4 separate regions of the Mus musculus genome follow, and regions 2, 3 and 4 are each linked to region 1. The links are chromatin loops, found by intact Hi-C in ENCODE. Cell type or tissue: heart. All regions are shown on one strand. Region 1 holds the start of Maats1 (MYCBP-associated, testis expressed 1). Region 2 overlaps Timmdc1 (translocase of inner mitochondrial membrane domain containing 1). Region 3 holds the start of Gm41453 (a long non-coding RNA gene). Region 4 has its middle 12 kb from the start of B4galt4.

Region 1 (8,000 bases):
ACGAGGAAAGAGTCTAACGTTTGGTCCTCCTATCACACAGAAATTAACTTCCTGTTTCTCCTTTTCCTCTTACATCCAAATACCTAAGCCTACCTTTAATCATTAAACACCCAACAACATAAACATCAAAAGAGATCTGGTAGCCACGAGCAACCAAGATGAATCGTTCTTCAGAAGGTTAAGGGTCTGTGATGATAAAATCCTAAGAGTAGTCACAAGAGCCCAAATGTACTGAAACACCCCTGTAATCATGCTCGGGAAGCTAAGACAGGAGACTCCTCAGGAGGAGGCCAGCTTGGGCTACATGGCAAAACCCTGTCTCAAAAAGAATAAGAGGTTCTCCTATTACCATCCTTACCAGCAGATGAGAAGACTGGGTGTGACAGTGAGTTCCGTATAACAGCTAGCTTCCCCTTACCACCGACACCCACTGCTAAACCTTACAGAAATGCGGGACTCGTTCAACACACGTGTGAAGCAGACTTGTTAAGTACCTTGCATAAGGTCACCAACTTGGAGGGAGAAGATTCAAAGCCTGACTGTATTTCTAAGCTCTGAGTCTTGAGCCACACCAAAGTCTCCTTAAGCAGGTTACCTTGGTATTTCAAGAACCTTGGTATCAGATCGATCTTTAAATTCTCCATTTATAGGTAGTGATAATAATAACTGGTTACACTCTTATTACCTTACAATACCAAGGAATACTTTGTTTTGTGTATTTTTCTATTTTTATTTTGAGACATGGTCTCACTCGGATGTTCAGGCTAGACTTAAAACTGTTTCAGTCTCTCCGGTAATGAAATCACACCATGAGAATCCATATTTGTTTCTCCGAGTATTTTTCTGCTTTGATGGGAGAAGATGGAGATGCATAGCCACACTGAGGACTTCAGTATCTGCCCCAGAACCCAGGCTACATAAAAGGGAGGAGACCAAACAAAACCTTTTGTGACTTGATGATAAAGTCGATGAACATTAATATCACCTCTGTCCTGTAGACAAGTTTTACAATTTGTTTTTATGTGTATAGGTGTTTTGCCTGCACACCATGTGTGTGCAGTGCCCGCAATAGCTAGAAGGGGGTGTCAGATTATTCTGGGGTTGGAATTACACAAGATTGTTAACAGTCGTGTGGGTGCTGGGAATCGAAACTAGGCCCTCTGGAAGGTCAACCAGGGCTTTTATCCACTTAGCCATCTCTCCAGCTCCAGACAGGTTGACTTTTAACTTCTTGGAAAGGGTATCCCTTCAGAAATGTATCCTGTGTTCTACTATTCACACGTTTCGACCAAAAAAAAAAAAAATTACTAAAGATTACCTGAAAAATTTACACCTAGGTCTTAGTAAATCTATCACAGCTGGTGGTATAGTATTGGCTGGTAACAAATCTCCACATATTTTAAATGCCTTTAAATCAAGAAGCATCTTTACGCACTTCTATTTATCTGGGTCTTATCCCTAAGAAGACTAAAATGCAATCGTAGTAAGGAATGAAGGACGAGAACCTTGGGATCAATGTAACCTCTTGCCCTCTCCGTTGACCCCTAACTGAGACTGGGGTGCGGGATCAGGGAGCAGAGAGGACAGCGGAACTATGGGTCCCTGCATCTCCAGAGTCCCAGAGAGCAGAGTGGAGCCGAGCTGCTAAAGCCCGGGCTTCCCTCCCGGGCTACGCACTGACCACGCATCACGCGCCTTCTTGGTTTCCGGGCAGGCACAGCAGGGCTTCAGTGGCTTCTTCTCCTGAGCCTCGGGCGGGGCAGGGCTAGCGGCCGCCAGTCCCGGCATCTTTCCAGGCGAAAGCAACTATGAGCGCACACGCGCAAAGCTCCCAAACTCCGACTACCCTGAGCCGTCTGTCTCCACTTCCGCAGTCAATCGAAGGGGGACAGGAAGTCCCGCCTCTCCGGACGGAAGTAAGTCTAAGAAGCGCGTGCGCAAAAGAAGTGGTACAAGGCCTCGCTCCAAGGGCGTGGCGTCAGCGCTGGCGCAAAGGTTAAAAGGTCACCCAGAATGGTTTTTGTTTTTGTTTTGTTTTTGAGATTGTAATTTAATTACATCATTTTCCCTTTCCCTTTCCTTTCTACAAATCCTTACATATACATACCCATTCCCCACTATCCTTCAAATTCATGGCCTTTTCCTCCCTAATTGTTATTGCATGCTTATATGTATACATGCATACATATATTCCTATATGACCCATTCAGTCCAGTATAATGCTAACTGTATTCGTATTTTCAGGGCTGACCTTTTGGTACTGGACAAGCAGTAGCAGATCCGGGTTCCACCCTGGGATATTTTATGGTCTTTCTTCCTTCCTGCTTTGTAGACATTCTGCAGATACAGATACAAAGGCCCCCTACCTCCTATTTCTCTCCGGCATATATGCTAAATTTTCAGATAATATATCATGACACAGTAGTCATGAAAGAAGATAAGATTTTTTTCTACTTTCAACAACTGTGATGGGCTGTCTCTGTCTCTCTGTCTCTGTTTCTCTCTCTCTCTCTCTCTCTCTCTCTCTCTCTCTCTCTCTGTGTGTGTGTGTGTGTGTGTGTGTGTGTGTGTGTGTGTGTTTTGGATAAGTAAATGACATGGTAACTGATACTGAAAGTGTAACCCCCTCAGTAGAGCTCCATTGCTTCAAATCAACCATTCTAATTGTATTCAAGTTCACTAAGATGTACAGCATTGAGTGGCTTCCTTAAACTAGCTGTAGGTCAGGAAAAAAGTGGTTTGTAGTTATTTATTGTATGTATCTGAGTACACTGTAGCTGTCTTCAGACACACCAGAAGAGGGCATCAGATCTCATCACAGATAGTCATGAGCCACCATGTAATTGCTGGGAATTGAACTCAGAATCTCCAGAAGAGCAGCCAATACTCTTAACCAGTGAGCCATTTCTTCACACACACCCAAAAAAGTGGTTTTAATTTTAATATAAATATTTATAGACAAAGTCTCTAGCCTAAGCTGGCCTTGAATGATCTGTGGATGACCCTGAACTGATTATTAAATGTTGGAATTACAAGTGTGTGCCATCCTTTCCTGGTATATAAGGACTTCCTGCATGTTAGGCAAATAGTCTACAAACTGGGTTACATACCCTCAGCTCCTAAACTGGTTTTATTAATTGTGCAATCAGATATTTGTCATTATACCAATTAACAGAATTAAAAATGCCTTTTCCTGGCATTTCTTAAATTCAACTAGGATCAATATAATCTTCAGCATCACAGCTTCCCTGTATAGAGTTGAGCGTGAGAGGCATTTAATCTTCATAACAAACGGAGGTTCAGAAGGGCATATGATTCATTCAGAGCTACATAGCTCATGAGGTTCCATCTCTCCCCATGGTCCATGCACTATCCTGTGCAATGTATCTAAAGGCAAAGTAACTTTCACTTTCAAACCACTCACCTGTATTTACTGGCGCTACTGCATTTTTGTGTAGAGTAAATGAACAAAGAAGAAAAAGAGTAGAACTGGAAAATGTAAGGATTGTGAGGACTGACTTTGATACAAATTGTAGACCACAAAAAGAAGGAGCAGAGGAGGAGAAGGAGGAGGAGGAGGAGGAGGAGGAGGAGAATTGGAACTTTATTGCAACTGATAAGTTTTCCTCTCATTTTTCCCTTTGTGAAGGAAAGTTCCTGGCTTGAACCACACATCACTCTGAACTTCCTGAAAGGCTGATCAACTGATTACAATTTTAGAGATCTTAGTAAGGCTGGAAGGTTGCTGGATTATAGCCAAGTAGTATTGGAGCAGCTTTAGTCCCCACATAGTGGTCTTTTACTGCCCCCTTCTGTATGTGATCTAACATCTTTGTGAGCATTAGGTAAACCCTTTGGAATCTATGAGCAGACCCCCTCCCCCCAACCCCCAGTTCCCACCAACCAAAAGGCTGAGAAGATCATCAGACACCATCTGAGGCTATGGCTGAGATTTTCTTACCTTCCTGTGACCTGTCCACCTAATGTTTTTACCGCTGTGTATGGGAAGTGTCTTGATTTATGATTTTGCTTCTTTACTATAAAACTACATGGGAGTGTCATATCACCATACTGGAATGTGGAATTTAGGGTAGTGTGAAACTGTTCCCAGACCCATAATCATCCATATTTGTTCCCAGAATAAACTGTCTCTTATCCCGTGTGTGTGTGTGTGTGTGTGTGTGAGAGAGAGAGAGAGAGAGAGAGAGAGAGAGAGAGAGGGAGAGGGAGAGGGAGAGAGAGAGAGAGAGAGAGAGAGAGAGAGAGAGAGAGAGAGAGAGAGAGACTGGTACTGATTAACAACAGTCCTCTCAGGGAAAGAAATCTCCTTCTTCTTGCTTCCTTTAACTAGATGCTTCTGAGACTGTAATAAACCCTATAGACTGTCTCTTGAGTGCTATGACCTACAATAGCTGCTTCTTTGAGGTAAAATGGCCTGCCCATGGAAAAAAAAAATACAGAGCAATCTGGGAAGGATGAAACGAACACATTCCAGCACTCGGGAGGCCAGAGCAGGAAGAATCAGAGTTCAAGGCCAGCCTGGGTCTCATAGCAAGGTCCTGTCTATAAAACAAACAAAAGGTCTCCTTTCCAGTGGGAGACATTTACTAATTTGTACTCACCAGCTTAACTCTTGTTTTAAGATGGTCTAATTAACTTATCCATTCGGGTTACTTTTTCCTTTTACCCTTGATGAATGAGTAAGCATTAAATTTCACTTTTCTTTCTCTGCCCACGTGCTTGTAGACTGAGATGGTTTATTTTATATTAAGTGGACATTAAGAATACAAAACATGGGCTGTTGAGATGACTCAGCAGGTAAGAGCACTGACTGCTCTTCCGAAGGTCATGAGTTCAAATCCCAGCAACCACATGGTGTCTCACAACCACCCATAATGAGATCTGACGCCCTCTTCTGGTGTGTCTGAGGACAGCTACAGTGTACTTATGTATAGTAATAAATAAATCTTTTTAAAAAAGAAAAAAGAATACAAAACATAACGCAGTTATTGTTTCCCATTTAATCCCAAGACAAACATTAATAAGATATTCCCTAGAGAAGAGCTATGGTAAGATGTTAAATTGAAGGGCCTGAGAGACAGCTTAGTGGGTAAAGACACAAGTCACTGAGCCTGATGACCTGCCTTCAGTCTCAGGACTCAGATGGTAGTATGCAGTTAACAACTCCACACATGTACTATCGTGTGTGCGTGCACATAGTATTTGCATGTCTGCCTCTGAATTTAAAAAAAGGAAAAAAAAAAGCTTTCCATTTCCTCTGGGAAAATACATATCATACAATGTTCTCTGATTTCTGGATGCCTGGAAAGTCTGAGTTTTACCACATTTGCAAGCCAGTTCATATGTGATGGCTGAAACTATCAAACTCCTGGGCTACAGATAAAGGACATTTTATCACTTGCAGCAGGGCATTATACAAGTTTCCAGAATCTCATTTCCCATGGGCAATGTGAAAAAGACCAAATAGTACAAAATTCTTAAGGACAAGAACTAAGAATGTCTCACTCCCTTTGGCTTAAAGGGCAACACTGTCTCTATCACTGTCTCTATCACCCATCACTCTTTCCTACTCAGAGTCAAGGACAGACAGTGGCCCCTCCCTTATAAGACAAAGGGAATCAGCCCCTGTGTAGAGTTCTCTCAACATGATTAGAATTGGGCTGGAGAGATGGCTCAGCGGTTAAGAGCACTGATTGCTCTTCCGAAGGTCCTGAGTACAAATCCCAGCAACCACATGGTGTCTCACAACCATCCCTAATGAGATCTGATGCCTTCTTCTGGGGTGTCTGAAGACAGCTACAGTGTACTTACATATAATAATAAATAAATCTTAAAAAAAAAGATTAGAATTAACTTTGTTAGTGATAATAGCGAGATTATTTTGGACTAGTGTGTATCTCAGTAGTAGAGTGCTTATAGCATATGTGAGACCCTAAATTCAATTCCCAATGCCACAAAAATAATGAATGAATAAATAAATGAACAATATTAGTTCGAGGCGTTGGCTAATTTTAAGGTAAAATGATACTATGAAATTTCTTTTTAAAAGAAGAATGGATCATGGGCAAAAGCTGACCCATTTCTGCCTCTCTAGTTTTCATTGCAGGATTTATTTATTTATTTATCTATTTAAAGCAGAGACTACGCATGCACCATAATACCAAGAGCAGCAGCCTGGAGATAGAGTTCCTATTACAGAAGCCAATGTCCGCTTTTATACTGCTCCAAGGCCCAACACACAGGAACTTGGATTTCTCCACCTTGTGGAAAGAGGCTTTCAGAAATGAAAGTACCGCCAGGCTTGGTGGTGCACGCCTTTAATCCCAGCATTTGGGAGGCAGAGGCAGGCGGGATTTCTGAGTTCGAGGACAGCCTGGTCTACAAAGTGAGTTCCAGGATAGCCAGAGCTACACAGAGAAACCCTGTCTCGAAAAACCAAAAAGAAAGAAGGAAAGAAAGAAAGAAAGGAAGAAAGGAAGGAAGGAGAAAGAAAGAAAGAAAGAAAGAAAGAAAGAAAGAAAGAAAGAAAGAAAGAAAGAAAGAAAGAAAAGAAGGAAAAGGAAAGGGAAAGGAAAAGAAGAAATGAAAGTACCCAATTCTAGCAGGTGAAGAGATTTCCCATGGATTTCTAGAAGATACTGGCGGCAAGGGCGGTCACTAGCAAATAGCTCTTGGTTTTCTCAAGTAGCCCTTTCCCCAGCATCTGACGTCAGCTCTATTGGGCAGAATCCCTATCCCTTAGCCTCTTCTTCCTGGCCCTGCTTCTTTCCATGCTAGATTTTCCCTTTCTCTTGACTATTCCCTTCCAGTACCCAGCTCCTCAGGTCGCCCCACGTCTTGCCTCTTCATTCTGCCAGGTTTGTTCACCCTGTATCCCAAAATCTACTCTGTCGCTCCTTTCTGCCTCTTCAAACTGCCCCCAGAGCCTTTCCCCCTGCCCTTTCACTTCTCCGCCCCGCCTCCCCGCCTCCTGAAACTCGCCCCGCCCCTTATCCCTGCGTGCTTCTGCGGTTGCCATAGCTACGGTGTACACAGCTACCAAGCCTCCCATAGCTGTTTTTCTGCTGGCGGGAGGGAAAAAGGCAGCACCATGAGCCAGACAGTGACCATCCAGGAACCCAGGCCCAATGATCAGAGGATTCCGTATCAATGCAGAGAGGTGCGGAGGGCCAAGGGCGGATTCGCCAATCGAACGTACGATTACCTGTACGGTAAGGACTGCCCACTCCTCCTGGGAGCTAATGTAACCTGGTAGGGTGTGCTAAAAAACAAGCTCCAGGACAAACCCTCTGGCTCTGGACCGCACAGGTGGGAGCCCTAAGTCCCAAGTACGCTGTGGGCCACGCGCTCTGCAGCACTTCGGAAGCCACAGGTGTGCGCAGCTTCTCCAAGTGCCAGACGGGGGTCACCCCTTTTCCCTCTGATAATTTAATCTTCCTGAAACCTAGTCTGGTTTCAATCATTCAGGTGCACATTCATAAAAGTGTGAAGTGAGCCGGGTGGTGCATGCCTTTAATCCCAGCACTTGGGAGGCAGAGGCAGGTGAATTTCTGAGTGCGAGGCCAGCCTGGTCTACAAAGTGAGTTCCAGGACAACCAGGGCTACACAGAGAAACCCTGTCTTGAAAAAAACCAAAAAAAAAAAAAAAAAAAAAAAAAAAGAAAGAAAGAAAGAAAGAAAGTGTGAAGTGATTTGCAGAGCTGGAGAGGCACGCAATGCATTCAAACACACATGTCCAGTGAAAGTGATAGTGATTTTCCTGCCCCAGGTTCTGACAAATCCAAATTTGGGGTTCTGGGTAAAGAGGTTCCAGTTGGCTTCATGTTTGTTTTCAGTGGTTTCCTCCTCTTCCTCCTCCCCTCTTTCTCCAACCTTCTGTTAATCAAAACATTGTTGATAAACTCAGTGCACCCATTCCCCTAGGACCAATTAAATTCCGGTTTATGTTATGCCCTGATTTTCCATTTGTGGTCTTCCTC
Region 2 (8,000 bases), 160 kb before region 1:
AATTGAACCTGGGTCCTTTGAAGATCAACCAGTGCTCTTAACCACTGAGCCGTCTCTCTAGCCCCATTTTTGTTTTTTTCAAAGACAGTCTCATGTAGCCTAGTTTGGCTTTGAGCTTGACCTGTAGGTGAGTCTGAGTTTGAATTTCTGGTCCTCTTGCCTCTAAATCAAATGCTTGGATTAGAGGTGTGAGCTACCATGCCTAGTCTGATGTGATGTGGGGTTTGAACCCAGACTTTCATGATAAGGAAGCACTCTACCAACTGAGATACCTTCTTACTTCCTTTTTTTAAAAAAAGATGTGTTTATTTATTATATGTAAGTACACTGTAGCTGTCATCAGACACTCCAGAAGAGGGCATCGGATCTCATTACGGATGGTTGCTGGGATTTGAACTCAGGTCCTCTTTTTTATTTTTTTATTTTTTGGTTTTCGAGACAGAGTTTCTCTGTGTAGCCCTGGCTGTCCAGGAACTCACTTTGTAGACCAGGCTGGCCTCGAACTCAGAAATCCACCTGCCTCTGCCTCCCGAGTGCTGGGATTAAAGGCGTGTGCCACCACGCTCGGCTTGCATGCAGTGTTCTTAACAACTGAGCCATCTCTCCGGGCCTTACCTTCTTACTTCTAATAGGATATTTTGAAACTCATTTCAGTGACAGTAGCAGCCAGGAGATGAATGGCGTGTTCTTTGAGTGAAATGGTTTTCCCTCTTCTTCCCCAGCACAGTGAACACTGGACTAACTGTGTATCGAAATAAAGACGCCATGAGCCATTTTGCCATTGCAGGAGGTAAGGCAGTTTTATTCTCGTTCACATTTTAATTTCAAGTATGTTTAGAACATATAGGATTTATGAATCTGAACTGCAGATTTTTTTGATTGGCTTCACACTGTATCTTTCTCAACATTCATACAAAATGTACTTATGAATAGCCTCATATTTGACCCTTGGTGGTTATTAAAACAGACAGATCTTCCGCTTTCATTAAACGTTGCCCATGAGGACGGGCAAAAACAGATCCTGTGACAGAAAGTGACAAGTAGGTGTGACATGGATATGACATGGATGATGTTGGAGGAGACCTTTCAGATCATTTAAGCTGCCACCGGCAGACTGGGAAGGAGCAAACTGGAGGACAGTGGGCTAAACAGGGCGTCAAGAGGGGCTCTTCCCAGGGTTCTGTGGAAGCAGGGAGCTGTCTCAAGCACAAGGCTGGGAAGTAGCTTGAGGTGAGGCTGGGCTGTGAAGTACAAAGATCAGATTTTCCCATGGCAGGAGTTTGGGTTTCTTTCAAGCCCCATTCCTCTAGCAGTGAGAGACCATTTATGGAGCACAGGACTGCTGACATGCCTTTTATCCCGGCACGTGGAGCTCTCTAGAGAGGAGCACAGGAAATGCTGTAGCCAGGAAATTGTTTAAAACAGTTACAGTCAGGGGCTTCTGTCACCGTTAGCTTAAGGATTTGGTGATGTTTGGGGCCACAAGTTCAAGGCTAATCTAGGCAGAATCTAAAAACTCTATACCTTTAAAAAAACAAAACAGAACCAGAGAGAGCAATGATAGGGATCTGTGTGTGCTCAGGAAAGACGAGTGTGGGCCCTGAAAGCTGCTCTTCTTGGTTGCTTGTAACTTCTTCTGGGCACAGAAAGTAAAAGCCAGGAAAGATAAAGTAAACTGAAGCTTACATGCGTCGTTTTCTAAGCCACGGACAAATGCGTTGGCTAAAGGTAGACACTTTAGTCACAGCTTACAAGGAATTGTTGACTGACTCTTCCCAGGAAGCAGACATGGAAATCATAAAACTCAGAGCAGACATCAGTGCCCGTGCTCCTCAGGAAAACATATATACTGGATCTAGGCAGGCACTCCTGGAGAAGCAGAGCGTGTGAGGGGTGCGGTTCAGCTCCAGGGCTGTCTGCTTTCAAGCTGGGACTCCCAGCTCACAGCCATAATCCAGCACTTGGAGGATGGACGCAGGAAGATCACAAACTCACACTCTTTCTTGTCTGCATAGAGTTTGGCGCTAGCCTGGCCCACATGAGCCTTTGTCTCAAAAAGATAAAAAGTTCATTTTCAACAGTATTAACAGCAAGACATGGAAAAATGGGGTGTGGGGTGGGGGTTGGAAATTGCTACTGAAGGAAACTATCTCTTGGACAGACGTGACAAAGGATCAAGTAATGTCAAAGTGTAATGGTAATGAGTCTTCACGTACAGATAGATAAAGATAGGAAATTAGACAGTAGTCAAAGTAGCTGGTGTTGCTAATGCAGCGGTGGGAGTTAAGTAACAGTTCACTGCAGGACTAGGGCTAGGACTCAGTGGGCAAAGCACTTGCCATGCAGATGGAAGGGCCCGAGTTCAAATCCTCAGAACCCTGTGGGAGCTAGATACACAGCATAGGTGTCTGTGATTCCAGCGTTCCCACTGGGAGATGGGATGTAGAGACGGGGGGTCCTTGGACAGTTAGGGTGGAAAAACAACAGAGTGACCCTCGTCTTGAGAATGAGGAGCCATATCTGAAGTTGTCCTTTGAACTTTACATACATGCTGTGGTATATATGCACACATGCACATGAACGTGCATCATACACAAACACAAATGTACATTTTTACACTCACAAAAGTATTAAAAATTTGCTAAAGAACTCAACTGTAGATTTAAGCAAGCAGAGGGAAGCATCGTCCAGGCATGGTGTCTTCATAGCTGTAAACTCAGCGACTGGAAGGTAGGGGCAGCAGATGCCTCATGCTTGAGTGCAGTGTGGGCTGGAGAGTAGCAGAATGTGTGGAAAACAGTTTTTGTTTTCTGTTCTTTAAGAAAGGGTTTCTCCATGTAGCCCTGGCTGTCCTGGAACTCACTCTGTAGACCAGGCTGGCCTCGAACTCAGAAATCCATGTGCTTCTGGCTTGGAGCCATCCCAAGTTCTGTACTACCAGCCCAGCTATAAATTTTTTTTTTTAAGGAAGACAGTTGAAACAAGATCAGTATAGAAAAAGTAAATGAATATATAATAGTTAAATAGAAGTATAAACCTCAAACTAAACACCTAAAGTTTTTTACCACCTAAGATGGCATTAGTTGTAAAGAGGAAAGATAGCTGGGATGTATTAGTGCAGTTGGTGGAATGCTCCCGTCCTATGCACTGCTCTCTGGGTTTATTCCTCAGCACCACACACACTCTAGGTGGTGGTGCATGGCTACTGTACACTCAGAAATAAGAAAGTAGAGGGCAGAAGGTCAGAGGTTCAAGGTCATTCTCAGCTCCCTGCTGAGTTTGAAGCCAGCATGGGTTATAAAGCTGTGTCCTAGAATTGGAATTCTGGTGAGAAGAGGTGCACTCTGTGTATTGACCAGCAGGTGGCACTGTATGCTAAATGCTGCCTCTGCAGGTCTGCCTGATGCACAGTTTAGTACCCTAAGCAGTACAGACCAGTGAGGCTAGGAGAAGGCATAGTCTTCTGGGGCAGGTGAAGGGCTTTGTTGTTACTGTTGCTTGTTGTCGATGGTCGGGCACTTGGAAGGCAGAAACAGGCAGAACTCTTGTGAGTTCGAGGCCAGCCTGGTCTAAAGAGCAAGTTGCAGGACAGCCAGATCTATACAGAGATATTTATCTGGTAGGGGAACAGAGATGTGGGGGATGAAAGAGGTGAAAGGTGTGGAGGAAGGTGAAATAAACTGTCAACTTTTAAGAAGAAATGGGAAAGAAAAGACTGGGATTAGTGCCATAGGAGGGACTGAGGGTTCATACTTACAAAATGTTTTCTTTCTGACTGTAAAGCAGGCAGAAAGTTACCTTCATGGCTGTTACTACATCATTCATGCTGGGTTCAGAAAGCTCACTTACAGGTCTGTGTTTTTTGTTTTCTGTTTTTGTTTTTTTTAAACATTTATTATATGTAAGTACACTATAGCTGTCTTCAGACACACCAGAAGAAGGCGTCAGATCTCATTACAGATGGTTGTGAGCCACCATGTGGGTGCTGGGATTTGAACTCAGGACCTTTGGAAGAGTAGTTGGTGCTCTTAACCACTGAGCCATCTCTCCAGCCCGAGGTCTGTGTTCTTACTGTGAGAAAATAGAAGTGCAGCATCTAAAGATGATTTAATATTGTTTTCTTTCCCCTTTTTAATAGCTGTCACAGGAGGTCTTTTCAGAATAAACTTAGGTGTTCGAGGCCTGGTGGCTGGTAGTATAATTGGAGCGTTGTTGGGGTAAGTGTTCACTTGGTTTAGCCTAACTGTCTGTCTACTAAAGAGAATAACTATAAAGAGCAAATTTAGTCCTCCGAGACTTTAAAAGATATATGTCTTATGTCAACAAGGGCTGTGACTATTCAATTCCTTATTGGAGGGGGGAGAGGTTCTGAGAGGATTGAACCCAGGACAGCCAGAGCTACATAGTCATGGGGCTCTCTGTTCAGTTCCATTGCAGCTCTTTCCCATGTGATGAAGTAGACAGGTCATGTGAACATCCCGTCAGTCATCCTGTCCCCAGCTGTCTTTGCTGCAGTGCTTTTGACACTGCCTTGACATCCTTGCGCCTCGGTTTTTGGGAAGGCGCTTACAAAGACAGTCTAGTCCTGCCATCCTCGTGTTTTCCCGTTGACGTTCTTCTGAGTGGGTTACCCTTCCTCTCTGCTTTCCTACCCACCCACCTTCCGACCACTCTGTCAGGGTTGGGAGACACTGTAAATTACGGTTTTCTTTTCTGGAGGGAGGGGACAGAGAGGTTTGAGATGCTCTGTAGGCTAGGCTAGACTTGACCTTGTTATCATCCTTGATTTCCTGAGTGCTAAGATTATAAGCATGATATATCATGCATAGCTAGATTTATGGACTTTACAGGTTTGTTTTTTTTTTTGTTTTTTTTTTTTTTCAAGACAGGGTTTCTCTGTATACCCTTGGCTGTCTTAAAACTTATTCTGTACACCAGGCTGGCCTTAAATTCACAGAGATCTGCCTGCCTCTGCCTCCTGAGTGCTTGAATTAAAGGCATGTGCCACCATGCCCGGCTGATATGTCTCTACCTCCCCAGCACAGGAGTCCCCTGTCTCCACCTCCCCAGTACAGGAGTCCCCTGTCTCCACCTCCCCAGCACAGGAGTCCCCTGTCTCTACCTCTCCAGCACAGGAGTCCCCTGCCTCCACCTCCCCAGCACAGGAGTCCCCTGTCTCCACCTCCCCAGTACAGGAGTCCCCTGTCTCCACCTCCCCAGAACGGGAGCGCAGGCACATGCTGCCACACCTGACTTTTTATATGGATGCTGGGCATCCAAGCTCAAGTCTCCTCTCCAGGCCCTAATGAAGTTGTTTTGTTTTTTGGTTTTGATATTTATTTATTTTTATTTCATATATATATATATATATATATATATATATATATATATATATACATACATATATATATGTATGTATGTATCATTAGGTCCCTTGGAAGCAGTATAAATTAAACCTGGGTCCTCTGCAAGAGCTATAAGTGCTCTTAACTGCTGCCCCTAAATCAGTCTCTTAGGATGGACCTGGTGACATAGCAGCTGTCAGGTATACCAACCAGACTCTAGAGTATGAAGATGTTTAATGACTCTGTCCCTCAAAGCTAGTAGTTTCCTTCTTCCACCAAAGGATTCCCATCCATGTCTTCCTCTCCAGGGCTGGTGCTATATGGATAAACTAGTCCTTGCATTTCCACTCTCTGTCTGTGTGTCTGTGTGTCTTTTTAACTACGTATTGATTGTGAGCTTCCATCATGCTCCCCAGTCTCACTTGTCTCCCCACCCCCTGGTATCCACCCTTGCCCTTGCAGCTTCTTCCTCCCCCAGTAAAAAGCACAAACAAGACAGGAAATACAGCAACACACAGAAAGCACCGTGGAAGCTGTGGTGTGTCACAGTGTCACACAGTACACCCCTCTGCCCACACACCTTCGTTTGCAGATGTTCACTGCAATGAGTCATCGTTCTGGTTTGAGATCTCTGGCTTCTGTGACACCCTCAGTATTGGATTCTCAGGAGGACTCCTCCAGGTTATCCTGTGGTTGTCCTGTGTCATGGAGGTCCTGCAGCTTTGGATCAGTAGGACTGACCTTTACATGTGCCCTAACGGTTCACAGAAGATACAGAAGTTAGGGTGGCCCAACTCAGAATCCTACATCTAGACCAGGGTGCTAGCTGACCTGGTCAGCCCCTGGCTACTTGTCTTCTATCTAAGCCACCCAGTGCTGCCATTGGCAGGAGGCAGGGTCAGCTCTCCCACTCTCATGCCCTCATGTCTCCAGAGCCAGTGCCATTGTGCCCAGTCAAGGTGTGGGGCCCACTCTCCCAAGTGCTGCTCCTTCTCTCATGCTGTAGGAGCTGGTTCACCCACTCCCTCTCCACCAGGATTAGCTCTATTGTGCTGCCCAGGCTAGATGCAGGGTCCACTTTCCCACCAGTGAGAGGCAGGCTCAGCTTTCCCACTCTGTGACCTCTGGGCCAGCTCTCCCAACTACCACAGGAGGTGAGGGGTAAGGGGTGGGAGGGCATCACCCCCTTTCCCACCCCACATCACAGCAGATGAGTGGCAGGGCCTGCTCTCTTATGTTCACACCCACTGGACCAGCTCACCTGCTCCCCCTCCACCAGGGCCGACTCTACTGTGCTTCCCAGGCGAGGTGCAGGACCTGCTCTCCTGAGTGCTGCAGCCAGCGAGGGGCAGGGTCAGCTCACCAGCTCTCATGGCAGAGGACATGATTTAACAAACAAACAAACAAACAAACAAACCATTTCTAGATCTATTGCTGTTTTATACCAGTCAAAGAAACTACAATGATTGTTTTCCTTCATTGTACAACCCAGGAAGAATATTACCTTAAAATTTTCTCTGTACCTGACCGTGCTCTGCTGTAGATGATTAGGGCCCTCCTGTGTTGAGCAAGCTAATGACTTTGTCCTTGAACTTTGTGTTCTGCCCTCAGCGCGCCCATGGGAAGCTTGCTGATGGCCCTGGAGAAGTACTCCGGTGAGACGGTTCAGGAGAGAAGGCAGAAGGAATGGAAGGCCTTGCACGAGCAGAGGCTGGAAGAGTGGTAAGGAGCCTGGAAAGGCACAGCCCAGACAATGGACGGAGGATCTCAGAAGCACTGCTCCGGCCGCGGCAGTTTGCTCTTCCTGAGCTGTCAGTCCATCTAGTCTGTATTGTCTTCTAAGTCTGACCATTAGAGAGCAGGAAAATGAAAGGCACTGATTTTACTTTTTAATCTGACCAGGCTGTTTCTTTAGGTGTGTCTGTCTGTCTTTCCTTTCTTTCTTCCTTTTTTTCTCTTCTCCTCTCCTCCTCTTCCTCCTCCTCCTCTTCCTCCTCCTCTTCCTCCTCCTCCTCTTCTTCTTCTTCTTCTTCTTCTTCTCCTCTCTCTCCCTCCCCCTCCCCCCCCCCCCCCCGTTGTATGTGAGAGAGAGACAGCATCAGGTTTAACTAGATTTCCTACCAGGTCATTGGTAAATGGTTGTTTACAAGAGCAGAAGCATCTTAGAAGAGGCTGTACTACTGAAGCAAGCATCTTCCTCAGTAACCACTAAGACTTTAAAGACTTTCTCAGGGACAGGGGGGACCTCCTGAGCCTCTCTCCCATCCATGAAGGAATTGTGACTGGCCCAACCTTGTGCAAGTGTTGTGCGGGTGTTCACAGCTGCTCTGTGGCCACAAGGTAGTGGCCATGCTGTGCCGGGAAGATGGTTTTCATAACCTAGTTCCTCCAGCTCTGAAAGCCTTTCTGCTCCTCCTTGGGCGGGCAGTGATGTAGACGGGTGCTTCTATTTTTAATCCATCAGGGAGCTGAGGCAAGGTGATCACCATGAGTTCCAGGTTTAGATATCGAGACGTGGTCTCATGGGGAGAAAAAGTGAAACCGTTATCTGCTAAGTGTCCACATTTGAAATTTGTCGTCTTGATCTAGTCCAAGAGCTGAAGTGGATACACTAGTTGTCCATGGATGGATGCCACTGCAAAGCATGACCATGTT
Region 3 (8,000 bases), 140 kb before region 1:
TTTTACATCCCAACCATAGTTTTCCCCACCCCCACCCCGTCCCCCTCCCTCCTCTCCTCCCAGGCCCTCTCCCCCACTTTTCCTCTGCCCCCACCCCATCCACTCTCCCACCACTTCTCTTCAGAAAAGGGCAGGCCTCCCACAGACACCAACCAAACATGACATATCAAGTTGCAGTAAGACTAGGCACCTCTCCTTTTAGTGACAGCTCTTTTTCTTATACCACCCAGGGTCACCTGCCCCTGCCCAGGGCTAGCACCACCCACAGTGGGCTCAGCCTTTCCACTTCAGTCATCAAGCAATCAAAGGCCCAGCAAACTTGCCCGTAGGCTTCCTGATGGAAAGAAATCCTCATTCAAGGCTTTCTCTTCCCAGTTAACTCTATCTTGTGTCAAGTTGTCCGAAAGATCAGCTAGCACGGTGCTGAAAGAAAGATTGTACCTCATGAGCCACATAATACCATGTATCCCACATGGACAGAGAAGAACTAAAGGAAGACGGTCTGTTCAGCTAATGCTTCTTCAGGCCCGAAGGTAAGGCTGTTGTTTGTTTCTCTGCTTGCCTCATTTCTTCTGAAACAGCTTCCTTGAAGATAAACATAAATTATAAAAACAAATGAAGAGTCCATAAATCATCATCATCAACACACACACACACACACATACATACACACACACCCACACACACCTGTTTTCCAGGGACATTTGGTAATTTCTGAAAGACATTTTGTTGTTCCTGTTGTTTGTTGAAAGACGCCGAGGAAGCAGAGGAACACCCCTTATATACTAGAATACTACTGGAACAGAGTATTATTCGGCCCAGTAATGTCAACACTAGTAGTGGTGAGGATGACAGACACTGAACTGGAGAGCAAGACTAGTAAATCATACCAGAAACACTATGAGCCCACTAAGCTTTGTATCCTACCCTTAAGGTGAGCCTCTCATAGCATAGTGTTATGGGGTCCTCTTGGATCCAACATAACTCAAAACCTCAAATCAGCGCAGAAAAGAAAAGCTCATTGCAACCAAGCCACGACTGATTGATTGATCAGGAATGCAGAACAGACTGGGGAGCTGAACTGCAGCCCCGAGACAGAATGCTATAGAGCTTTTAAGCATAAAAATCACAAGCCATCACCATCCATGCCAAGTGCATTTTCCAGCAACCATGGTTCAGGGATAGGGGTCCTCCCTGGGAACATTCCTTTGTGGTACATGTATTTTGTTCTCAATAGTCAGTTTGCTCAGTCGTGGGAAGGTGGCTTGCCCAGCAGTCACTTCTAACTTACCAACCAAGATGTCACTCATCCAGGGAGGTCTTGGGAACTTTGTTTGACTCCCTATTCTAAATGGAAGTTTTATTCAAAATGACTTCAGTTTGGTTCCTTCTTACAATAGTATCTGGTGACTTTTATCTGAACTTTAACCTTTTAAAAAAATTTTTTTTTCGGATGCTGAAGGTTATGAAGTTATAAAAAAAGGTTAAAGCGGATGTTGGTCTTCTAATTTTCATTTGCTCAGTGTATGTGACTCCTAGTCTAGTTGATAGCTTCAGGGTGATTATGGTCAGATGTCTGAAATAGAAATCTCTGTTTTAAAACCCATAGTGTCCTAGAAATCTCTTCTAACCAACTACTCCATCTTTGATACAAAAGTGCCTTTTGGGGAAATGAGGATTGGTAAAAAACACTTATTGCATCTAACTTATCAAGTCTTTTTTAAAAAATAACTTTATAAAGGATTTATTTATTTGATGTGTATCAGCACACTGTCACTGTGCTCAGACACACCAGAAGAGGGCTTCAGATCCCATTACAGATGGTTGTGAGCCACCATGTGGTTGCTTGGAGTTGAACTCAGGACCTCTGGAGGAGCAGTCAGTGTTCATAACCACTGAGCCATCTCTCCAGCGCAACTTATCAAGCCTTAATGACTTCTTCCAAAGAAAGACTCTTCTTTCAGACCTTGCCATGCTACCTATCCTCTGAATGCAAAGATTAGAGAATCAGTCAGCAGTAGAGATACTTTCAAAGTAGTCAGCAATCATTGGTGTCTCCAAGAAAATAGAAAGTTTTGGAAAACCAACAGGGATTAATCTCAGATGCATCCTTCCTTTTTGAAACAGGGTCTTGTCACAGTCTCAAAGTTTCTTTGTGACGCAGTCTTTCTGTTCTCCTGTTTCAGGCTCATGAGTGCAGAGATTGGAGATGTGTGCCACTCGAGTTAGCTTTCAGACTGGATCTTAAGAGCAACAACTTTTTTTTTTTTTTTTTTTTTTTTTTAGGGCAGGGTTTATTTCAGTGTCAGCAACAGCTTAGCCATCAAAAAATTAAACTCTACCCAGGGCGACAGAAGTCTCTACAACGAGGCTAAGGGCTCAGTCGCCAGGCGGCAAACATCAAGGGTGCATGGCGGGCACTGCCCGGGTAATAAGTTAGGAAGCAGCAGTCTGATGGTGGCGAGGACCAGCTTCACTTCTGGGCCGGCATGAGGTCGTCGATTGCCTGACCCTGCTCGAGCCGCTGCTCCATCTCAATGAGCAGTTTCACTCCGTCCACCACCATCTGCACCAGCTCCACCTCCGAGAAGCTCAGGCGGTCAGCATTGGAGACATCAAACACGCCACAGACAGCAGCGGAGTCCACGCCACCTGTGCCTCGCTTCTGAAGCCGCAGCCGATTGAGCACCTCCGAGAACTTCTCGTGCTTCCCCAGGTGGGGCAGCTTGATGTGCACACCTGCCCGCAGTCCGGTGCCCAGGTTGGAAGGGCGTGTGAGGATGTAGCCCAGGTGAGGGCTCCACATGAACTCATAGTTCTTGGACTTGAAGAGAGTTTCGATTTGAGTGAGGCCGGTGCAGAATCGGGTGAACACTTCCTTCATGTTGCCCCCCTTCTTCATGGAGATGACCCGCAGGTGGTCCTCCTCGTTGATCCACACCAGGAAAGTCTTATTGTCATTGTGCCATATGCCAGCAAGCATCCGGCCAGTCGCGGGCCATGCTGGAGGCCAGCAACAGAGGCGACACAGGCTTGTCGAAGAGGAAGTGGTCGTCAATGAGCTGCTGCTGCTCCGCCTCGGTCATGCTCTTGATCGCATAGAACCTGCCAGACAGGTCGCCATCTAGGCTGGACAGAGCTTCTACTGCCAGCTTCTCGATGGCGCGGCGCTCCCCGCGGCTGCAGTACGGGGTGGGGTGGGGGAGCGGGGGGGGGGTGTAAGACAGAAGCCGCGGATGCTGCGGCCTGTGCGCACCAACGAGCTCAGCACGTAGTTGGGGTCCAGGTCATTGCCACCCTGCAGGTTGTCTGGGTTGAGGTAGGTCTTGTGCTCATCACTGGGCTGGTAGCTGCCGTGCCGCTCCTCAATAATGGGGTCGAAGAGTTCCTTGAATACGTCGTAACTCTCCTTGTCGCCTGCCACTGCACCCACTGTCATGATGTACGGGTGGCCCGGATTGTCTACGCCAGTCTGAATGGCGTCGTCCAAAGTAAAGCCGCTCGGCGTGCAACTGTCACGAAGCTCGGCATACAGCTCGGGGGTCAGCACCTTGGCCATATGGTTGTTGTGGCTGCTCAGATCAGGGAATTCATCCTCGGCCGGGAAGCGCAGCTTCTGCGTATTATGGCTGTTGGAGAAGGGTATGGCGAAGGCAGCGGGCGGGATGCCTGTGCTTGCAGCTCCTGGCGCAGCGCAGAAGAACGACCGAGCAACAACTTCTTATCTTTGGAATTTGCATGTCTAGAAGAATGCTAGGCATACAGTAGGGGTCCAGGATATATATATTTTTAACAGTGAGTGGCCAGAACATGATGAGAACATTTTTTTAAAAAGATTTAATTATTGTATCTAAGTACCCTGTAGCTGTCTTCAGACGCACCAGAAGATGGCGCCAGATCTCATTACCAGGTGGTTGTTAGTCACCATGTGGTTGCTGGAATTTGAACTCAGGACCTTCGGAAGAGCAGTCAGTGCTCTTAACCACTGAGCCATCTCTCCAGCCCGAGAACTTTTTTTTTTTTTAAATCTGAAGTTGCCATAGATTTACTGTAAATATGAGCAGAGATTAGACTGATATACTGAAGATGTGCTGAGCCCTACTTACAGTGTCTGGTCTTCTAGGAACTGATCGTGATAATAAAAATGGTACTTACTGTGCTTACAGAAGCATTTGATGATGACAACGATGACGACGACTGTTATTACTGCGCCGAATCCTGCCCCAAAGAGCACAAGTGTGTTCTTGCTATCAGGAGGGTCTTCTGGGGCTGTGGAAAGAAAAGAATCGGTTGTGATGTGCTTCCTCCTGCTGGGTTCCCATCCTACACCTCTTCAGTATGTACCTGTGGAGAATCTTTTACTTTGCCAGATCATCTCATGGACACACAATTGCTAGCATTCCCTTGCACTGTCCTATATCCAACGATATAGATATTGCACACGAAAAAAAGTAAACTGAATTCTTGCACCTACCGAGCTAACTTGGCATGGGGAAGATTCTATGGAGAAAGCGTAAAAGCTAACTTGTCTTCTTGGCTCATTTCTGTGGCTGCTATGGCCAGGCCTTATCGATGTCATAATCTAGATATACCTACTTATTCTCCTCTAGCTCTGCTGTGCCTCCTCCCGTTCTCTTGCATGTTCTCCTCACGCCCTCCACCTTCACTCATGTTCCACACAGTGGCTGCCTTAAGGTTTGGGAGGTGCTCCACATTCTCTTTAAGATTGATTGATTGATTGATTGATTTTCCTTCCAGGTTTAAGTTTGGGGAGGGTTAGGAGAACTAAGAATGACTAAGAATTGGTATTAAGGGATCATTCTGGAAGTCACTTTTGTGGGCTAGCTTCTAATGAGCTTCTAGATTCATGAGGCGCAAAAGAGGGATACAAAGACTGCCGAAGCAGGAGGAGAAAGAGGTTGGTGTGTGTTGCTGCCATCCAGTTCTCCTCACTGGGGGCAACAGCTATGCCATTTATTTCTCAATCTTTCTGGGAATAGCAACATCTGACAGCGATACCTTTTGACAGGAATATTAGCAACACCACCTCTCTGGCTTCTCTGGAATGACTTACCAGAAATTATTGAACACTAACTCGTTTTCGATTTTCCCCATTACCAAGCCTCCTGGGTGAGGTTTGGCTTTCAGCTTATTTGAGCATTTGACACCACGGACTCCCTTGTCCTCGGTTTCTCTGCTTTGCACTCCTGTTTCAGCTTGTTACACTCATCTTTCTTTGCAGGAACGTCTTCCTCTTCTCAGCTTCTAAATGCCATTGATTCTGTAGTGTTTGTGTGGGCGTGGTCTGCCTTTATCATCTAACCCACACTCAAACCTTGAAAGGCCACCTCATTTCTAAATTTGAACATTACAGGTCTTATCTCATTTATGGACCCCAGATGTATTATAGATCCAGCTGCTGGCAAAATGGTTGGAAGCCAGGTGATAAAAACTAAATTGACTGTTTTCTTTCTTTTTTTTTTTTAACATTTATTTATTTATTTATTTATTTATTTATTTTTATTTTATGTGTATGGAATTTGCATATATGTCTGGGCACAACAGGACAGAAGAGGGCATCAGATTTCTCTGGGACTGGAGTTAGCCACCACGTGGGGGATGGAAATCAAGGACAGCTCCTCTGGAAGAGTAGCCGCGCTCCTACCTGCTGAGCCTCACTGTGTCCTTAAAGCACATCACCTGCTGCCCTCATGTACCACTGCGGTGAGTGGTACCCCTAGTCACCTCAGCGAGAGTGACACATTCTCCTTGTTCCCACCTCCCAGCGGGCTTCTGTGGACTTCCTATCATCTAGCAGAAGACTCCCGATTCCTAGCCCCACCCCCATCACCTGCCGGAGTTTGGATCTTTCTTACCTGCCTCCTACTAGCCTCCAAATGCATCTCACAAATGATCACTTGCCTTAACTCTGACTCCAAATGATGATGGCTGTCTGGTTAGTGAGATTTTCCTTAAAAGCTCTCCATTTACAAAAACAGACTCCATAAGTAGGCAAAGCAATCATACCTGGACCAAGCCTGACCTACCACTTGCTTTAAAATATAAAGTTCTAAATGGGATGCAGTGGCTCATGACTCTAATCCCAGAAGTAAGGAGGCTGAAGGTGGAAGACTATGAGCTCAAAGCCATCCTGGGCTGCATAATGAGACACCATGTGTGCACATGTTTGTGTGCATGGCAACAGAATCTGTATGACCTGAGAAGTCTAAAATACTATCTGAACTTTTTCTAAAACAGTTCCAGCAACTTTTGCTCTAAATTTCACATATACCCACATTCCAAAACAGCATCCAAAGTAAACTATAGTCAAGCTATGAATACATATCAAACTTAACATAAACCTCACCTTTAAAAATAATATAGAATTCATTAGTGATAGAGCTATAAAGTAAAAATAAGCCCTGAATGAATAAACAATTTTCACACTATGAGCCAAGACACTTTAAAATAAAATATTAGAATACATAAAACATGATTGAGATTTTGAGTTTTGAGTGTTGAAGTCATGCCAAACACAATTTGGTTTATGTTGGGGACCAATGTTTTCAGGAAATTTTCTTATTAGCTACAAAGGAAAATAGTTGAAAGACTCAATCTCAGATCTGAATGGGAAAATCACACACTAGACTGAACCCATAAGCCACCCTAAACTGCCTCAACTATAAAGAGGTAGGCATAAAGTGGCCAACAGTGCATATTTAATGCATGTGTCCCAAAGACTGTCACACAGCATTGCTTCTGTACTGTGCACATAGCTGTCCTTAGGATGGGGCTAAGATGGGAGGAGAGTCCTAGGTGCATCTCTGTATACTCAGCCATCCAAATTGGCTGTTCACTTTCATGATAACCTGCCATAGGTTTAAGATACATATAAAAGGAATCTGTCTTATTTTTTCACTTGTAGAGAAAGGGAACTTTACAAGCTTATTACCTGTACAGTAAATTTTTGACTCAAAATGACCTTGTTTTTTTTTCACCCTGGGCCTTGTTCTCAAAGACTTCTATCATATAACTTTACTGGTTTTTTTGCTTTGGATGAACCAGTAGGTGGGATCAAACCTAGGGCTTTGGATGTGTTGAGCCAGTGCTCTGCCCACATCCAGATTCAACCAGTAGTTCTAAAACCAAAAATCCACTCCAAAGAAGCCAATGATTTTGGTACCATGGGACCATTAGGAGCAGGTAACCTAAAGCAAAATGCCCAAGTGGGGGTTGGGGGAGAGAAGGGCAAAATTTAGTGTTTTCAAAAAGAGACATTACATAAATTGCAAAATGACTACAGATGGTTAGCAGTTCTTAGGCCTGCCTATAAAAGTTAGAATATTTATTAAAATAAAATAAAAGTAGTCTAGTAAGATCACTATTACATTTGTCCAGTGATGTAAATCATAATCACACATCCTGTATGTCTAAAATGATAAAAATCTCCATCAAAATCAATAAGTTCAATTCTAAAGTGGAGCTGTGGGGTTAGATTTCTAGGTCCTGTCTAGTAGGCACTTTCCAGCGTCATGTTGCTTACGTTTTTCCCAGGTGAAGTCCTCTGACACGTGAGCATCTCCATATTTAATGAGACACTTAATGGTGTGGTTGCGAGTCGTATTGAAATCTAGTTGGCTACTAATGGTGTACAATTCAGATTCAGGATCCTGGGAAATTGTCGTATTGATGCCAGGTAATTCTCTTCCATTTTCCAACCAAGAGAAGCGAGGCTTTGGGAAACCCCCGGAAGCAAAGCAGGTAATCCTTTTAGTGTCTGCAGATGGGTTTCCAGACTCAGTTATGTTGGGGGTAGAGAAGTCAGCTAGAGGTAGAACAAGCATACAGTTATACACGGGTACAGGTCTGCGTGCTTAGTTATATGTGAAATAAATGATCAAGGTTCAGTGAGACTGGCAAAATGAGATTGCATTTGCAAGACTCCATAAGTCATTGGTAAAAGAGCTGCTTTGAACTGACCATGCCGGTTGTCTCCCACC
Region 4 (8,000 bases), 390 kb before region 1:
TGGAGTTCAAGATAATCCAAAACTGCAGAGGGAATTGGAGGCCATCCTGGCAGTGTGTGTGTGTGTGTGTGTGTGTGTGTGTGTGTGTGTGTGTGTGTGTGTATGTATGTGTGTGTGTGTAGAGAGACAAAGACAGAGAAAGACAGAGAGACAGAGAGGAAAGGAGGGTGGGAGAGAGGGAAGGAAGAAGGAGGAGGATGAGGAGGAAGAGAAGAAGGGAAGGAGAGGGAGAGGGAGGAGAGGGAGGAGAGGGAGGAGAGGGAGGAGAGGGAGGAGAGGGAGGAGAGGGAGGAGAGGGAGGAGAGGGAGAAGAGGGAGGAGAGGGAGGAGAGGGAGGAGAGGGAGGAGAGGGAGGAGAGGGAGGAGAGGGAGGAGAGGGGGGAGAGGGAGGAGAGGGACTCTAACTGGACCTGTAAGGCAGGCTGTATGACAATAACAGGTCAGAGGAGAGAAATGTAAAGATATTCTTATAAGGTTCTTTTTCAATTTTATTTTACATGTATGAATGTTTTGCCTGCATACATGCATGTGCACACATTGCATCCCTGGTGCCCTCAAAGGTCAGGAGAGGGCATCTGATCTGGCAATGGAATTACAGGTGGTTGTGAGCTGCAGGTTGTGAGTTCTGGAAACCAAAGTTGAATCTTCTGCCAAACTGTTGAATGCTGTTATCCGCAAAACCATCTTTTTCAGCCCCTATTGTAAGACTCTCATGCTATATAGTACATAGCAAAATTCCTACACTATACATATGTAATACTTTAAGATATGATATATCATAATATAAGCTTTCGAACAGCCACTAAAATGACAAAATTGCTACCAGTAGTTGGGTCAGGTCCCTGGGATTGCCAAGTTCTTGGCCTTTTATTCAAAGAATTGAAATCAAAGCACACACAAGTTTGCAAAAGTAGCAAGGAAGCTATACTTAATGTGAAGTGATAGAAAAGGTCAGAAGACAGTGCAAGAGACCAGTGGCCACATGAGCCCAGGTACTGAAGAACTCCTGTTTATGTGTGGGGCTGGCTTCCTTTTATGGAGCTCAGTAAAACTTTAGTTATTAAGGGGTATAGTGAGAATTATTCTCTCCTCTTACTGATAGATTAGGTTATGTAATGAGTTTTCTGTGGTATGCTCCCCGTCCCATAAGTCGTCTGATTTTAATCATAGGCATGCCTGAGTATGCATAGGTGTATGTGTAGGTATATGTGTAGGTATATGCACAGATATATGCATAGGTATCGGATGGTAATTAGGAGATTCTCCCCTAAAAGTTCACTCGAGGACACAATTTTGCTTAATTGTGAATGAACCCAAAACCAGTTCAGACCAGATCTGTATCTCCATACTTTGTACCCAGATACATTGGAAATGTATTTGAATAAAAACTGCCTTTCGTGATCGAAGTGCAGAAAATAATGGGACCCTAAATCATGAATCCACTCCCAAGGCTCGGGGACCATCACTGAAGATGGAGGAGAAAGACTGTAAGAGTCAGAAGTTTGAGAGAACAAGCGCAGACCACTGTCCTCTGGACATGACAGGACCTCTGTCTGCACTCATGAACTTATGTGGTTATCCACCCAAAGCCCACACAGGACCAAACCAGTCAACATAGCAAGGAAGCAGAAGGGCTCATGAGCTCCCACCACTCATCAAGAAACTATCAACACCTGGTAGCATCTAGGGGAAGAAAGGTAGTTTTACTTAAGAGTCTGGAGCCATGCGCAGTTGACCATGTGACAGCCCCTAGAGCAGAGGTTCTCACCTACCTAATGCTGTGACCCTTTAATACAGTTCCTCGTGTTTTGCAGACCCCTAACCATTCTGTTGCTGCTTCATAGCTGTAATTTTGCTACTGTTATGGGTGTTAATGTAATTATCAGCACTTTCCAATGGCCTTAGGTGATCCTGTGAAAGGGTCCTTTGACCTCCAAGGGGTCGAGACCCACAGGTTGAGAAACATTGATCTAGGGCCCCCACATAGGGGATGAATATTATCAAAATATATTGTGTGAAAGTGCTAAAGAATTGATTTTAAAAATGTTTCTGAAAGTTGTCCTCTGGCTTCTGCATAGGTGCCATGCCCTTTTCCCCAACACATGCCATCACTGCCATCCACATACAAAGAAATGAAATGTAATTATAAGTTTTTAGAATGAAACAGGAACTATAGATCAACAGCAGAGTGTGTGTCTAGCATACTCAAGTCCCTGGATTCAATCTTTAGATGGGGCGGTGAAGGGAGAGAGAGAAAGAGGGAGGAAGGGTGGCGAGGGAGGAAGGGTGGCAAGGAAGAAAGGAGGGAGGGAGAGAGAGCACCACATATACATAGACACAGACACAGAAAGGAAGAAAGAAAATGAAAGGCCAGTTTTTGCTGTTGTCTTCAAAATCAAGCAAAAACAAACAAAATACCTCAAAGTGAAGATTATTACCTTATTATCCTTAATATAAGGATAAATAGATTGTTTTATACCAGTAAAAGATGAGTCAGCTCTTAAGGGTAAAAAATCTAAAATATTAATAAACCAATAACAGACCCTCAGTGCATACACAGTTTTTTAAAAATCCTGTGAGATATGTGCTAAGAAATGGGCCCATCCACAGTTACAGCCAGAGATGAAATATTCTAGTATCAATAACCCAGAACTCTAGATCTTGGATCCCCCACTCCCTCTAGAACTATAAACTGAAGCAAACCTCTTTTCTTTCTATGTAGGTGTCCTATGTAGCAGCAGAGCATTAACAAACCCCCCACTAATATTGACCAAACAGGAATTTAAAATTGCCAGACACGGTGGCACACACACCTTTAATCCCAGCACTTGAAAGCCAGGTGGCTCTCTCTGAGTTCAAAGCCAGCTTGGTTTACATAGCAAATTCCAGGCCAACCAGAGCGACATTGTGAGACCCTATCTCAAAATAAAAAAAAATAATAAAAATAAATAAAATAAAAACACACATGGCGAAGAGGAAATGGAAAGGCATTATCAGAGGCTGAAGTTCCTGTCATTCACAGCGGGGAGTTAACAGACAGTGAGGCAGTTCCACCAGGAAACTGACGTCAGCGATGCCTGCACAGGCATTACAACCGCAAGGCTAATCACCCAAGGAACTGAAAAGGACCTCTGAACAAGAAAAAATGTCCCCTTTACTACTTGATGGTATTTTGGTTGTGAGCCTAGCCTTTAACGGCTGAGCCATCTCTCCAGCCCTATTTGATGGTATTTTGTACTTTCCGAATTCTTTAGCCAAACATATGTATTGCTTTTAAAAATAAATGCCCCTTGTTTGGTTTTATCATTTTCCTGTTGCTTAATTTTAGATTTAAGACACATGGGGAAAGTTTAATATGTCTATTTTTAAAAGTTTTATGGTCTGTACATTTATCCTTTCCAGACAAAGCTCTGCCACTTCACAGTCTGACTCTACACGGCGTTTTCCAAAGAAACACTAAACCACATCCAAAAATAACAGAAAGGCAATTTAAATCTTCATCTCCGTACCACGGAAACATCAAAGGAGGATTCATTTCGTTAGACAGAACAAAATTGCTTAAAATCCCCTCTCCGACTGTCTCTCAATACCTCACGCCATATGGGAGATGATCAATCTTTCCCCTACTCCTTGTTGGGGAAAGCCAGTATGATGTGATAGTCCTTCCAAGGGAAAGTCTAACTTGAAATTTAAAAACCTACCCTAAATGCCTGAGATTTATCCTGCTGGTTTTGAGATCTCTAGCAAAACCCTTGTTTCCTGCTCTGGACATCCTAAAGTAGGTTTTATTCGTCTTTTCGTTCTCAGAACTAAGTGCCCCCGCCTCCGTAGTAGAGCTACACTGATAGCGGTGTCTCTCATACCAAATGCACACTGAAACTGTGAGTTTGGAATATTTGAATTTGGAACATTTGGAATACAGCTTTTATGGGAATGGGAGTGGGCGTGGGTGAAAAGGAAGGAAACGAATGTTTACTGAGTATCTACCGCGGGGCAGACTCAATGCCTGTGTGGTGTGACGTGTCTCTTGGTGTTCTGTTCTGGCTCAGTAATTCCCAAGTGGAGCATGAAAGGTACACACGGAGAAGTACAGAAAGTTCAAATGAGCCCCCGTGGAGCTCCGATGCTCTCCACTGTATGTGCGAACACACACACTATAAAACCTTCCTCTACCCTTAGCGCACATAAAAGGGAGACACGAGACGCTTTGCCAAGAAGGCTGCATCTGCAACCCTGCTTGGACTATAAACGTTAAAGATGAGAAAGGAAGATAAATAACTTCATGGAAACTCTGGGGTGGGTGTGCAGATGGCTCTGTGTAAACATGTGTATGCTACACGTGTATTTATAACAAATACAGATTCAAAGATGCCCACTAGATGGCAAACCCACATCTCAAATGTTAGTGTTGACTGAGATTTCCCCCTTCTGGAGGTCTGGGGAATTTTAAGAACTCAAGCCAAATTCCTGAAAGGCCGAAATATTGTATATAGTTTAAGACTACACAAATAAACTCTGGGATGGTGATCTTACAGATAATTTCTAGGAATACAGGGTAAAATTACATCACCTCTTAACTCTACAGCTACTCATGGACATGCAAACAGGCAGTATTAATATAGATGGATTCCCTCAGCAAACCATCTATGATTGTGGGACTAAAGCAAGTGACGAGAGGTAAAGATGAGATTCCAAGCAGCCTCTCTCCTGGGCTGAGATACTGAGCCAGGGTGTGCTTCCTGCCTCCTGTCTCACTGAGGCAAGTGGGGAGGAGCTATGAAGAAGCTACTATTGCCCCACACCTTCTTGCCTTCCTCCTCACCACCCAGGTTTAGCTGACCCCGCGCTACAGGACCTAGTCTGGACTCAACTCTGTAACACATTATCGAATCCTATCTAGTTCCTCCCTCCACACAAGCAAGATTTGCCAGCAGTCTCGCCCATATCCTGTACAGACTTGAGCAAACCCTGGTCTCATACGCCCCTGAGTATATCTTTAGAATTCTTGCCTTGCAACCAAGGGGAGTGTGTTAACCACGTGGAGGTTCACTGAGCTAGTTAAAGCATATCAAAACATAAAGGTTGCGAGTGTGTGTCTTTTAATTCGAGAATCCAGAGAACTCTGGTGGGTAGCGAGAAGCGTGACCACCACCACCACCACCGGGAGCTCAGTGCGGTTTAATAATTTACTGCTACGCACCAGACACTCTGACTTTGGGACTTTGGTACATCCAGCTTGCCATCAATCTCACAGTATGCTGCACATCCCACCAGTGGAGGGATGATGCTGTCTTCCAAACTCCACATGTCCACATCAATCCCAAGGTAGACATAGGGAATGCGCTCCACTGTGTTTGTCAGTGTTCTGTTGCTGTGACAAACATCGGAGAAAGTTATCTTAAAGAAAGGTGTGTCCCGTCCACCCAAATTATAGAGGCGTAAGTTCATGGTCTGCCGGCTTCGCTGAATGTATGCTGAGGTAAGACAGGGACGTCATGGTGGAAGGGTACGATTAAAGTCAAGCTGCTCACTTTATTCCAAGCAGATTGGGGAGTGGGCAAGCCTGGGGCAGGGATGACTTTCAAAGGCTTGCTTCTAGTAGTCATTTTCCAGATAGGCCTCACCACTAATCACGTGTTTAACAATGGATTCACCAAGTAATGGTGAACACCAATGAACAATGGATTGATGAAGTTACAAGCCTGCTGATCCAATCACCTCTCAGTAGTGTCACCAGCCAGTGACACTTCTTCTCTACATAAGAACCTTCACTATATAAGCCTTATATATGTATAAACCGTAATGGTCTGTGAATGTATTGACAGGCCAGTCCAATCAATGAATAAATACGAAATACAAATACATTTCACAGACTTCCAAAAATCTGTGTTCAGGCCCTGAGATAGAGGAAGAAGATAACTCACCAAATCTGTCACGGAGAAGTGGAAGCCTATGGTGACTCAGGGAGTCAGAAGGAGGCACTGGGCTGTTCCAGGGGCTCTGCAGAGCCTCCCTTTCTCTGGTTCCCAAACAAACACCTTGGTGTCCTTCAAAATGTGATAGTTCCCTTTGTTGCAGGTACCCGCAGTCACTGACGTCTTAAAAATACTAGATAGGAATGTGCAATATTATTGTTACAAAAATGTTCTATTCTAGAATGTATTTGGTGTTATCTTACCGTTCCTAATTTATAAACTGAATCTGCACCTGGGTATGCATATACAGAAAACGACATTGTATGAAAGGTTTGATACAGTGTGACAAGTCCTGCAGTTTTAAGTCTCCATTGAGATCTTGAAGCATCTTCCTGTGGATTAAAGGGGAGCACAGTATGTGAAACGGTCCTTGACTTCCCACAGCCCACTGTCTCCTACAACCACAGGGACCTCTGTCTATTTACAGAAGTCCTCCTTGACCACCCTGGAGCTGCTTGCTAAGACGAATGTTTGTGTACAGTTGTTTAGCTATCATCCCAGCTGCAGCTATAGATACTGCCTGGAGACTGCACCAGGAGAGAGCTTCCATAACAAAGCACGGCAAACTGAGTTTAAACAAAAACACTACGTTGTCCTACCACTGCAGATTCTAGAAATCTAAGGTTAAGGTGCCCTTATGAGGATTCGCTCTGTCTCACACTCTTCTCAAGTTTCTGGTGGCTTTCTGGCCATCTTCAATGCTCTTTGCTGTCTCCATCACTGTTCTACTGCTGTCAAGAGACACCGTGACAAAGGCAATTCTTATGAAAGAAATCATTTATTTGGGGGCTTGCTTGCAGTCTCAGAAGCTTAGTCATTTACCATCATGGCAGGGAGTGTGGCAGCAGGAATGGCAGGTGTGGTGCTGGAGAAGCAATTGAGAGCTACATCCTGATCTGTAGTGTGTGTGTGTGTGTGTGTGTGTGTGTGTGTGTGAGAGAGAGAGAGAGAGAGAGAGAGAGAGAGAGAGAGAGAGAGAGAGAAGGGGGGTGGGCGGGGGGAGGGGGGCTGGGCCTGGTGTAGGCTTGTGAAACCCCAAAGTCCATCCCCAATGACACTCTTCCTCTAATAAGCCTGCCCACACCTCTTAATCATTCTAATCCTTTCAAATAGCACCACTCCTTGCTGACTAAACACTCAAATATATTAGCCTGTGGAGCCCATTCTTATTCAAACCATCACAGTTGCCCTGCTGAAGCATCATTCTAATTACTTACATCCCTACATGGCATCTTTCCTGCATACAAACTTCCTGCTTCTATAAGCATGCCTGACATACTGGATCAGACCTGTTCCAGTTAACTGACTCTGGACTGCACCATGACCATTCTATTTCAAATAAAGTCACATTCTGAATTACTAGAGGTTAGGAGTTCAGCAATTTTGGAAGAGTATAATTCAACTTAACACAGGCTGTATTTTCTAAGGGAGAAAGTAGAATACACCCTCTAGTTTGAAAATAGGACAGAATATTGGCACTGAGACTGTGGGGGGCAATCTTATCTCAGAAAGGATTTTACAATACCTATAAGAAGATCCCAAATTATAGAAGCTCTGCCTAACGTGTAATATTAGAGTCCAAATCTGTAGATATTTTAAAAATAGAAAGGACTCCTATAAAAATCAAATGAATATGCAAAACATAGAGACACAGACGTGAATACTGATATGTACACACACATGCACCCACACACACATATACACACATATACACACATATACACACATACATCTTTGGAAAAGTCACAAGCATATCAGACTGTGTATATTTGACTAGCTTCGTTTAGGTTCCGTATGAAGGGATCAATACTTGTGTAGAAACCATTGAAAACTCAGAACATTTAAACTTTTTTTTTTCAAATGTGATTTTGGTTAACTGGTACCACTGCCCCCAAACTACTCTACAGCTTTGTGAATGTGTGTGTGTATGTGTGGTGTGTGTGTATATGCATCCAAGAGGCATAATGAGAAACAGCAGGAATACCAGCCCAATTGAAAATGTTCTCAGATGACGCCGGGCATGAT

What was found. Peaks named below come from ENCODE experiments on the same cell type or tissue, not always from the same donor. Only the 100,000 strongest peaks of a DNase experiment are listed, where the experiment ranks them.
Region 2: it touches region 1 in a loop (5-fold over the local background); 27 of 42 quality-filtered maps call a loop at or near these places.
Region 3: it touches region 1 in a loop (6-fold over the local background); 29 of 42 quality-filtered maps call a loop at or near these places.
Region 4: a loop joins it to region 1, with 2.8 times the contacts of the local background. A loop is called at or near these places in 8 of 42 quality-filtered maps.

Annotation. Positions count from the first base shown.
Region 1 is chr16:38,340,889-38,348,888 of GRCm38, reverse strand. It overlaps Maats1 (MYCBP-associated, testis expressed 1), which reads left to right and starts at 7,029. Exons shown (of 17, transcript NM_001081025.1): 1 at 7,029-7,232. The coding sequence starts at 7,112. Cox17 (cytochrome c oxidase assembly protein 17, copper chaperone) reads right to left here and starts at 1,890. Exons shown (of 3, transcript NM_001017429.2): 1 at 1,682-1,890. The coding sequence starts at 1,788. In heart, CTCF peaks have their summits at 2,793 (motif pointing right) and 3,805 (motif pointing left); DNase peaks (open chromatin) are centred at 1,888 and 7,018; H3K4me3 peaks cover 2,891 bases; H3K27ac peaks cover 3,995 bases.
Region 2 is chr16:38,501,629-38,509,628 of GRCm38, reverse strand. Timmdc1 (translocase of inner mitochondrial membrane domain containing 1) reads left to right here. Exons shown (of 7, transcript NM_024273.2): 4 at 723-790; 5 at 4,139-4,217; 6 at 6,957-7,067. Among named protein-coding and RNA genes, the nearest start is that of Timmdc1, 17 kb to the left of the region's middle. In heart, a CTCF peak has its summit at 3,359 (motif pointing right); no DNase peak of the experiment used is centred here.
Region 3 is chr16:38,478,889-38,486,888 of GRCm38, reverse strand. It overlaps Cd80 (CD80 antigen), which reads right to left. Exons shown (of 5, transcript NM_009855.2): 3 at 7,544-7,825; 4 at 4,156-4,269; 5 at 1-585. The coding sequence ends at 488. It overlaps Gm41453 (a long non-coding RNA gene), which reads left to right and starts at 4,006. Exons shown (of 3, transcript XR_876066.2): 1 at 4,006-4,336; 2 at 5,375-5,442; 3 at 5,566-7,415. It also overlaps the pseudogene Ck-ps3. In heart, a CTCF peak has its summit at 3,880 (motif pointing right); DNase peaks (open chromatin) are centred at 3,058 and 3,518; H3K4me3 peaks cover 1,457 bases; H3K27ac peaks cover 441 bases; H3K27me3 peaks cover 270 bases.
Region 4 is chr16:38,726,174-38,734,173 of GRCm38, reverse strand. No RefSeq gene overlaps it. Among named protein-coding and RNA genes, the nearest start is that of B4galt4, 12 kb to the left of the region's middle. In heart, CTCF peaks have their summits at 3,056 and 4,407; DNase peaks (open chromatin) are centred at 3,063 and 4,103; H3K27ac peaks cover 1,443 bases.